Linked DNA regions of Homo sapiens: region 1 is linked to region 2. A link is an interaction called in ENCODE POLR2A ChIA-PET data of the cell type or tissue named here. Cell type or tissue: K562. All regions are shown on one strand. Each heading gives the region's core, and the rest is flanking DNA. Links, peaks and the distances in the headings are about the cores only.

Region 1 (5,378 bases), core at 194-5,193, 69 kb after region 2:
ACAGAAAAGTGCCGGGCACGGTGGCTCATGTCTGGAATCCCAACACTTGGGCAGGCTGGGGCCGGCAGATCACCTGAGTTCAGGAGTTCGAGATCAGCCTGGCCAATATGGCGAAACCCCGTATTTACTAAAAATACAGAAATTAGCTGGGTGTGGTGGGGCATGCCTCTAATCCCAGCTACCTGGGAGGCTGAGACACGAGAATCACTTTTCCAGTTCTCTGTCAAAAAAAAAAAGAGACAAAAGAACAGCAAGGAGGCCTGTGTGGCTGGAATAGTGTGAGTGAAAGCGGAGCAAGGGGTTGTGTGATCAGAGGAGGCTGAGGCTTATTCCCATAGGGCCCTGTGGCAATGTTACGGGCTTTGGCTTTTATTCTGAGTGAGATGGGTTCATCTGAGAGTTTGGACCCCAGAACTGCCTTGCCCAGGTGAGAAGTGATGGACCAGTAACTTGGAGATGGGGAGAAGTGGTCAGATTTTAGATCTACAGTCGTCCCCCGCTTCTCTATGGTTTCACTTTCCGTGGTTTCAGTTACCCATGGTCAACCGCAGTCAGAAAATCATAAAATAGAAAAATTCCAGAAATAAATAATTTGTAAGTTTTAAATTGAGTGCCGTTCTGAGTAGCATAATGGAATCCTGCCTGTCCTCCGTTTTGGGACGTGAAACATCCTTTTGTGTCACTTGGTAGCTGTCTCAGTTATCAGATCAAAAAAACATAGTCTATGCAGGCTTCAAGGACCGTCCTCAGCTTCCGGCATCCACAGGGAGTCTTGGAGCATGTCCCCTGAGGATAACGGGGGACTGCTGTGTGTTGGAGGCAGAGATGACAAAATTCGGTAAGGAATTGGGCATGGAATGGGAGAAAAAAGAGTCTGGGAGGATCCAAAGTTTTGGCCTGAGCAATTGGAAGGATGGAGTTGCCACTATTTCCTGGATCTGGGAAAAGGTGTGGGAGGCACTCATTTAGGGCCACCAACCATAAATTCGACATGAGAAATGGATTCAGGGCCAGGCGCAGTGGCTCACGACTGTAATCCCAGAACTTTGGGAGGCTGAGGCTGGTCTCGAGCTCAAGACCAGCCTGGCCAACATGGTGAAACCCCGTCTCTACTAAAAATACAAAAAATTAGCTGGGTGTGGTGGTGCGTGCCTGTAGTCCCAGCTACTCGGGAGGCTGAAGCCGGAGAATCGCTTGAACCCTGGAGGCAGAGGTTGCAGTGAGCCAAGATCACGCCACTGCACTCCAGGCTGGGCGACAGAGAGACTCCGTCTCAAAAAACAAAAAACAAAAATTAAAAAAAAGAGAGAAATGGATTCAGGGGCCAGATTGTGCAATCCAGTTGCAGTAAATACCGCATAAGATAATTGCATTTTTTTTTTTCCTTCTAGGACTTCCTGGCTTCTCATCTTTATTTTGATTCCCCCTCTTCTCTCTGCAGATAGGTTTTTCCCTGGTCGTCAGCATGCCTCAGGCTGAAACCACCCATCTCTTCCCTGATTCCATCATTGTTTGGCCAGCTACTGCCTTTGTCTCTCAGTTTACACCCTGAAAGCAGCAATTTTCAAATTGTGGACCAAGGCGCTGGGGTTCCCCACAAACTCACAGGTTCAGCAGGGGATATTTACATTTTCAAAGCAAATACAGTGAAAGTTCACATCTCTCAGATGCTTCCCAAACTACTGGCTGAAGGAGCTTACAGTTTCAGCGTTAGACCGCACTACATCCCTTTCCACAATGTCATCTTTTCGCAAGCTGGGCTTTCTGTGATTGCTGTAATAAAAAGCAATTAGTAGCCGAAAATCAGCATGGAACAGGAAATGAGGCAGTGCCCTGATCTGATTCCAAGGTTCGAGAATTTGTGCAGTGCCCAACAGACACACACTTTCCATTCGACAGCAAGTGTGGATATTTCAGAATGAATGAAAAATATTTTTTCTTTCAATTTATCTTTTCAAAAGGCTGCTAAGTTGTTAGGCCACAAATAGTTATTAAGTTGCTTGATGTAACTACTTAACAAGTGGAACTGTTAGGTATTTCTTTTGGCCTAAGGCTACCCTGAAAAAAAAAAAAGAAAACCCTAAGATTCCATTTTTTTTTTTTTTGGAGACAGAATCTCGCTCTGTCACCCGTCACCCATGCTGGAGTGCAGTGGCACAATCTCAGCTCACTGCAGTCTCTGCCTTCTGGGTTCAAGCGATTCTCCTGCCTCAGCCTCCCGAGTAGCTGGGATTACAGGCATGCACCACCGCACTCGGCTGATTTTTGTATTTTTGGTAGAGATGGGTTTCACGTGTTGGCCAGGTTGGTCTTTAACTCCTGACCTCAAGTAATCCACCACCTCAGTCTCCTAAAGTGCTAGAATTACAGGTGTGAGCCACTGCACCTGGCTGAAACCCTGACTATTATTTATTTATTATTATTATTTTGAGACAGAGTCTCACCCTGTCATCCAGGCTGGAGTGCAATGGCATGATTTCGGCTCACTGCATCCTTCGTCCTCCCAAGTCCAAGCGATGTGATTCTCCTGCCTCAGCCTCCCGAGTAGCTCAGATTACAGGCACATGCCACCATGCACAGCTAATTTTTTTGTACTTTTAGTAGAAACAGGGTTTCACCATGTTGGCCAGGCTGGTCTTGAACTCCTGACCTCAAGTGATCCACCCGCCTTGGCCTCCCAAAGTGCTGGGATTACAAGCATGAGCCATCATGCCTGGCTGAAAACCCTGACCTTCTAAGGACACCAGGAATGGAGAAAGCTTGAGAGCCTCTGCTCGTGGGAGAGGCTCTACTTGGCTACTGGCCAGCCAATGGGTTGATGGCTTTGGATCAGGTGGCCATGGCTGCCCCAGTCAGGGGCCCATCTGGTCCAGAGGCTTCATCTGGGGAAGGGAGTGTGAGCTGGCAGGTAAGATCCTTTAGGGACGGTCGCAGCGGCTCATACCTCTATTTCCGGTGCTTCGGGAGGCTGAGGTACTAGTTTGAGGCTTCAGCTTCCTGAGGCTTGAGCCCAGGAGTTTGAGACCAGCCTGGGCAACACAGTGAGACCCCATCTCTACAAAAAATACAAAAATTAGCCAGGCGTGGTGGTGTGTGCCTGTAGTCCCAGCTATTCTGGAGGCTGAGGCAGGAGGATCGCTTGAGCCCAGGAGCTGAGGCTGCAATGAGCTATGATCACACCACTGCACTCCAGCTAGGCAACAGAGCAAGACCCTTTCTTAGAAAAAAAAAAAAAAAAAAAAGATCCTTTAGGACTTTAGGATCCACTTTGGTGCCTGCCCCTAGTCTCTGACATACCTGGCAAAGTAAACACTGTGGGCTTTCCATGTTTCCGCTGCTCAGCGATTGTCTCCCCATGCTGAATTTGTGACTTCTCTGGTTGATGGCTCTCAGGGGGACAGGCAGAGCACACCTCAAGGAAGCCGGGTTGCCTGTACACCCTTTCCCAGCATCCGTTGTAACCGACTAATCAGCTGCACCCACCGATGATTTTTTTTTTGAGTGGGGTCTTGCTATATTGCCCAGGCTGGTCTCGAACTCCTGGGCTCAAGCAATGCTCCTCCTGCCTTGGCCTCCCCAAATGCTAGGATTACAGGCATGAGCCACTGGGCCTGGCCCATCCACAGAGGATTTGGACCCCGGGGTGGTCAGAGAAAGGGACAAAGAGAAATTTGGGGTGAGGGATGGAAGGTGGGGTGGAAGTGGCAGGACTGTCCATGTTCCAGGGTCAGCAGTAGCAGTCAGTGGGCTGGCAGCGTTCAGAGACACAAGCTGGGGGGTTCTTAGCAGCCTGGTCCCAGGCAGGTTTCTGAGTGTGTTTCCCACTGTGTGTCTGTCTTCTGTGTGTGCCTTCCAGGCAATTGTGGGAGCTCATGGCTCTCCGTGTTGAATTTCTTTTCTGCTGAATTTAGCGAGTCTGCTTATATGTCTGGAGTTGCTACTAAAAACCCTGAAGAGGCCGGGTGTGGTGGCTCACGCCTGTAATCCCAGTACTTTGGGAGGCCAAGGTGGTCAGATCACTTGAGGTCAGGAGTTCAAGACCAGTCTGGCCAACATGGTGAAACCCCATCTCTACTAAAAATATAAAAATTAGGTGGGTGTGGTGGTGGGCACCAGCTATTGAGGAGGCTGAGGCAGAAGAATCTCTTGAACCCGGGAAGCAGAGGTTGCAGTGAGCCGAGGTCGTGCCAATGCACTCCAGCCTGGGTGACAGAGTGAGAGTCAATCTCAAAACAAAACAAAACAAACAACAACAACAAAAACCCTGAGCTGATACGGGTACCCACCTCTGAGAGTGAGGAAAAAATTGAAAAGTTTTTCAATTTTCAATTTTTTCATTTTCAGTTTTTTCCTCTGCTCTCACTCTTCAACTGCAACAATCACAGGCGACTTCTGTGACCATATGCATAGGGGTTTCTCTCCACCACCAAGCAAGCAATCGAGTCTGCAGTGGACACCAACTGAGCATCCTCCAATTCATTTCTGACACTATGTCCTTGCAGGTGGTGTCAGATCCAGGTGTCAGGTTGGGGGCTCAGTCCCCAGGACTGCCCCCCACCTTCAAACACCAATCGCAAGTCCCAGCGTCCAGAACTTCTACTGACCTACTTCAAGATGGGGTTCCCATGACCTCCTTTTTGGGTTTGATTAATTTGCTAGAGTGGCTCACAGAACTCAGGGAAATACATTTACTGGCTTATTATAAAGGATTTTACAAAGTATACAGATGAAGAGATGCATATGTTGAGGTAAGGGAGAAAGGGCATGGAGCTTCCCTGCCCTCCAACAGCCTTTGGGAGAGAACACCATTCCCTGGGAACCCCCACATGCACGGCTGTCCAGAAGCTCTACAAACCCTATCCTGTTGGGCCTTTTTTTTTTTGATGGAGTATCGCTCTGTTGCTCAGGCTGGAGTGCAGTGGCACGATCTTGGCTCACCGTAGCCTCTGCCTCCCAGGCTCAAGCGATTCTCCTGCCTCAGCCTCCCGAGTACCTGGGATTACAGGCACATGCCACTATGCCTGGCTAAATTTTGTATTTTTAGTAGAGACGGGGTTTCGCCATGTTGGCCAGGCTGGCCTTGAACTCCTGACCTCAGATAATCTGCCCTCCTCGGCCTACCAAAGTGTTGGGATTACAGGCTAGCACACGCAGCCGGCCCTTTTATGAAGATTTTATGGGATAGACATGACCGACAACTGTGTAGAAAGGTGACTGGACAAAAAGGGCAAATGGTCTAATGCTAGTAGACTGAGGGGGGAAACCCAGCAAGCCTGTCTGTTCAGATTCTTCTTGGCCTCTCTGTGCAGCCTTCTTTCCTCTGCGTTATGGGGCAGGACCCCTTCTGAAATGAGGGTCTTATGATTTTACTATCAGAC
Region 2 (5,378 bases), core at 252-5,251:
CACACTTTGGGAGGCCAATGCAGGCGCATCACCTGAGGTCCAGGGGTTTGAGACCAGCCTGGCCAACATGGTGAAATCCTGTCTCTACTAAAAGTACAAAAATTAGCTCGGCGTGGTGGCGGGCACCTGTAGTTCCAGCTACTCTGGAGGCTGAGGTGGGAGAATCGTTTGAACTTGGGAGGTGGAGGTTGCAGTGAGCCAAGATTGTGCCACTGCACTCCAGCCTGGGTGCCAGAGCAAGACTACAACTCAAAAACAAACGAAAACAAAAAAACTTTCATTCTAGCAAGATTATATTGACCTCAGCAAGATTATGGCTTCTAAAAATAAAAGTATAAAAACACAGCATTCATGGCAACCAAAATGTGCACCCAATGAGTAATTTGCACTGCAGCAAATCTTAAGATTGCCTGCTTGCTCTCCTCTCCTCAGTCCACCCTCCTAAGTAATACCCAATGGCCCTAGAACAGTGAGAGGAACATGGGGCAGATCTGAAACCAATCTAAGCCAAGCTAGTGAGTAAAATCCAGCTAACCCTGTGATCCACGCTGAATCTGGGTCCTTCACTTATGCTGGACAGCCTCCTGAGCGGAGGACCATGTGAGTCTACGATCTGTCCATTCCACCTCTCAATCTGAAGGGCAAGCACTAGAGAAGATATGTGGTGTTTGTAGGTCAGTAATCAAAACTTGGGAAGGCCTGTAATCCCAGCACTTTGGGAGGCTGAGGCAGGCGAATCACTTGAGGTCAGGAGTTTGAGACCAGCCTGGCCAACGTAGTAAAACCCCGTCTCTGCTAAAAATATAAAAATTAGCTGGGTGTGTGGCACGCACCTGTAATCCCAGCTACTTGGGAGGCTGAGGCAGGAGAATCACTTGAGCCCGGGAGGTGGAGCTTGCAATGAGCCGAGATGGTACTACTGCACTCCAGCCTGGGCGACAGAGCAAGACTCTGTCTCAAAAAAAAAAAAAAAAAAAAAAAAAAAAAATTGGGAAGTGATTTCATTATGGTAAACTAACAGCAGGTATGGAACAGGACTCCTTGAGGGGCTTGTGGAGCTGGTGAATGAGCAAAGCCCCATCAGATGGTAAAAATCTTCTGCCAACCTCAGCAAAAACACCCTTTATCCCACCCGCTCCCTCTGCCACACCTACCTAACTTGCCAGGGAAAGGTCAAGCCAGTCTGTCCAAGAATATAACGACCAGTTTACTGTTCTCTTGTTCACCAGCCCTGAACAACTGGTGTGTGGGATGGTCCTCTCTGGGAGACATGGTGTTTGATACTGTGCTAATTGGGTGGCTAGAAAAAAAAAAGGAATACGCACTTTTAAGTGACATTTTAGAATTGTTTCAAGAGTTGCACCAAATATGCATTTTGGCTGAATGAGTATTAAAATCAGTATTTGGTGGTCATAGCTAAATATCGCTATTAGGAAACTGATTGTTTGGAACACAAGAATGAATTTGAAATTCTATCAAAAATTATTTTTTGAGACAGGGTCTCACTCTGTCGCCCAGGCTGGAGTGCAGTGGCGCGATCTCAGGTCATTGCAACCTCCGCCTCCCAGGCTCAAGCGATCCTCCCACCTTAGCCTCCCAAGTAGCTGGGACCACAAATGTGCACCACCATGCCTGGCTAATTTTTTGTATTATTATATTTTTAATAGAGACGGGGTGTCACCATGTTGCCCATACTGGAAAAAAATTTAATTGATACCATTTAATTATTACAATCATCAGAATTCTCCCAAGTTTGATGCTGGGCTGGTATGCTACTTTTTTTCTTTTTTGAGACGGAGTTTTGCTCGTTGCCCAGGCTGTAGTGCAATGGTGCGATCTCAGCTCACTGCAACCTCTGCCTCCTGGGTTCAAGCGATTCTCCTGCCTCAGCCTCCTGAGTAGCTGGGATTACAGGCATGTGTCACCACCATGCCAGGCTAATTTTGTATTTTTATTAGAGATGGGATTTCTCCATGTTGCCCAGTCTGGTCTTGAACTCCTGACCTCAGGTGATCTGCCTGCCTTGGCCTCCCAAAGTGCTGGGATTACAGGCGTGAGCCACCGTGCCCGGCCAGTATGCTACCTTCTTAGCACCACCTGTCGCTTTATTGCTCCTGCGGTATCTGCATGTTTGTAATACTAAATAGATGCTCACTTTGAGGTTGGTGGAAAGGCAAGTTGCTTTTTGGCTGGTCCTACCACCAAATTGGTTGTTCCATCCCAATAGCAAGGTAAAGACTTATGTCTTCCTTCTCAATTCCTAGACTTAAAAAATCTGGTTGATGCCAGTGCCTTTACACAACCCCTCAATCTCAAGCTTTGGGCAGTGCCTCAGGATGCTTTCTGAGATGCACTTAAAAGACTTGCCGTACTGATTCATTCCTGATATTTTGCATGCCTTATATTTTAAAATTCTTACAAACTTTTGTTAGTTCAAGAGTATAAAGTTCTTGAACTTATGTAGGTAAAATTCTATTTCCCTATTACTGCAAACTTTCTTAGTTTTAACTTTTTTTTTTTTTTGAGATAGAGTCTCGCTCTGTTGCCCAGTCTGGAGTGCAGTGGCAGAGTCTTGGCTCACTGCAACCTCTGCTTCCCAGGTTCAAGCGATTCTCCTGCCTCAGCCTCCCGAGTAGCTGGGATTACAGGCATGTGCCACCACACCTGGCTGATTTTTGTATTTTCAATGGAGACAGGATTTCACCATGTTGGCCAGGCTGGTCTCATACTCGTGACCTCAAGTGATCCACTCACCTCGGCCTCCCAATCACGCTGGAATTACAGGCATGAGCCACTGCACCCAGCCTAGTTTTAACTTTTTGATTACAAAACTGTTTACATGATTAACTGAAGTGCTTTAATCCTCTAACATATTTATCTTTCAAATAACTGACATAATTCTCACAACTGAAATACTTACCTGTGTTTGAAATTATTGGAATACTTGTAATACATCTGGATGACAACAAGTCCGTTGGAGCTACAGCTGATCAGATGGGATGGCAGTCATCTCTGTGATCACACAACTATGAACCACCCACTAATTCAGGGATGCACTAATGCAAGTACTCAATTCTATTTGAGTCGTAGGCTGAAGGTGTTGATAGTCCATCATTTCCACTCTTCTGAAGCTCACACGTTGGCAAGGATGAATGAAAAGTGACTTCTGCCTGTGCCTGGCCCAAGTTTTCCTAATCAAAGTTCCTGTGTGTTGCCATTGGTCTAAATCTTAGGGCTATTCATTGGTCTTATACCAGGGCTGTTTCCTGAATGCTTATGACTAAGGCAAGTTGTAGATTTTTGGTGGGCTAATCCTCACAATCCCATCGTTAAGTATTCTAGTTATTCCTCTTCTGTGGGTGAGAAGGAAACCAAAGCCTGGGGCAGAGGGTGCCATGTTCTTCCAGTCTGGGCTGATGCATACATCTGATTTGCAGGACTGAAAGTTCTTACTCATCAAAACCACCCCTGCAGATTCAAGCCAGCTGGTACATGAGGTTGAGTTTTGGGTCTTTTCCTCAAGATAGGAAAATGGAGACATAGCACTTCAAACCCACTTTGTTTGTTTAAGAGTCTCGCTCTGTCGCCCAGGCTGGAGTGCAGTGGCGTGATCTCGGCTCACTGCAAGCTCCACCTCCCAGGTTCACGCCATTCTCCTGCCTCAGGCTCCTGAGTAACTGGGACTACATGCGCCCATCACCATGCCCGGCTAATTTTTTCTATTTTTTTTAGTAGAGACAGGGTTTCACCGTGTTAGCCAGGATGGTCTCGATCTCCTGACCTTGTAATCCGCCTGCCTCAGCCTCCCAAAGTGCTGGGATTACAGGTGTGAGCCACCATGCCCGGCCTCAAACCCACTTTCTGGAAGTTTTCTTTAATGTCTTCTATAGACCCAAACATGAGGAAGACATTCCTTCTTTGTTCTGATGCAGATCCTCAGCTTTGTCCCTTCTACTAATTTCAGGTGATACTTGGATTACATGGCCCTTGTCTCCGTGTCTCAATTCACATGGTGTCTGCAAACTGCCAAAATAAACCTAAGATTTTTCATGCAGCACTTCCCTGCAATGGTTCCTTTGTGTTTTTTGGTATCATGATGCCTTAACTTGGTAGCTTGTATCTTCACTTCCCAGCAAACTGAATTCCCTTTCAAACGCTCATCATGGACCCACATTGAGAAATTTGATTGATATTCCTTTCCATCAGTTTAAATCATGTGCCTTCTTCATGGCTCAGCATTCAGTAATTTTTTCCTAGTCCCTGTGTTCCATATCCCATTTATGTGTATGTTACTCGAGAACTCTGGCCTTAAATCAAGGTACTTCAAGAACAAGGGTTATATGTGAGCATCTGTGCTGTCCACTGCAACTAGACATGGGCAGGCCTAGTTTGTGTACCAAATCAGCAATTTCTATGGGAGGGTATTACATAGATGATTGAGCGACTAAGGATGCCTAGCACCTGCCTTTCTGTATGGTTTTGTAATGGTGCTGTCATCTTGTGACCCAGAATACTTGACAAAAACAAAACCAAACCAAAACACTTAATAGAATAGTATCACACTAATAATTACAACTTCCTCTTTCCTAGTTACTTCTTTTGCATATGCTGAAAACATCCATGATGGTGTTCCCTTATGCAGTAAATGCTCAGACATACTTAGCTATCCATGGCTTGGTATCAGGTGCAAAGCAAAGCAAAGGCAAGTGACACTTCAAACTCAGCCAACCGAGATGTGCAAAGACACGAAAGAACTGGGATCGATAAGATAACCAAAAGCAAACATTTAGCAAATACCACCGAGTTGAGCATTCTAAAGACACCACACAACTTCACTCAAGATTCACAATGTGAGACGGCTTCTGCTATGGACGTTTCATAGCTAGGAACACAGTGGCTCAGCATTCAGGTCACTCACTCAAATCAGGTAGGAGGGGCCAAGACTTGGGTTATCACACACATCTCAAGTTCTGCTGTCAAACAGATTTCAAACTGAGTCTCTCCTAATGATCTCAGGTCCTAAAACCAAAGATTAATCTTGTCTTCTACTTGACCAATGTTCCTTAAGAAAAATTTGAGCCAGATACCACACTCCAATAATGATATAATCCTTAGTACTTGATAAATGTTCCTTAAGAAAAACTTGAGCCTGATACCACACTCCAATAATGATATAATCCTAGTAGAGCAGCCCAATTTTACTTTATAGCATTTTGAAATCCTAGTATCAATTCATTAACATTCAGGACATAAAGATGTGCAGAATTTGCCTTTGACACAATTATCATTCACTGTTTTCTTCCTATAGTCAAAGAAGTCTGGGAGAATATTACGTAAAAGTGAAACAGCACAAGTTTGGATATTGTCAATGTGGAGCA

The links. Peaks named below come from ENCODE experiments on the same cell type or tissue, not always from the same donor. Only the 100,000 strongest peaks of a DNase experiment are listed, where the experiment ranks them.
Region 1: POLR2A ChIA-PET joins it to region 2 with 5 read pairs; 6 of 35 experiments call an interaction of 5 or more read pairs at or near these places.

The regions. Positions count from the first base shown.
Region 1 is chr12:110,782,631-110,788,008 of GRCh38, forward strand. No RefSeq gene overlaps it. Among named protein-coding and RNA genes, the nearest start is that of PPP1CC, 42 kb to the left of the region's middle. In K562, for the core only: no CTCF peak of the experiment used is centred there; a DNase peak (open chromatin) is centred at 2,831.
Region 2 is chr12:110,713,848-110,719,225 of GRCh38, forward strand. It overlaps a transcript of PPP1CC not described here. Among named protein-coding and RNA genes, the nearest start is that of PPP1CC, 26 kb to the right of the region's middle. In K562, for the core only: no CTCF peak of the experiment used is centred there; no DNase peak of the experiment used is centred there.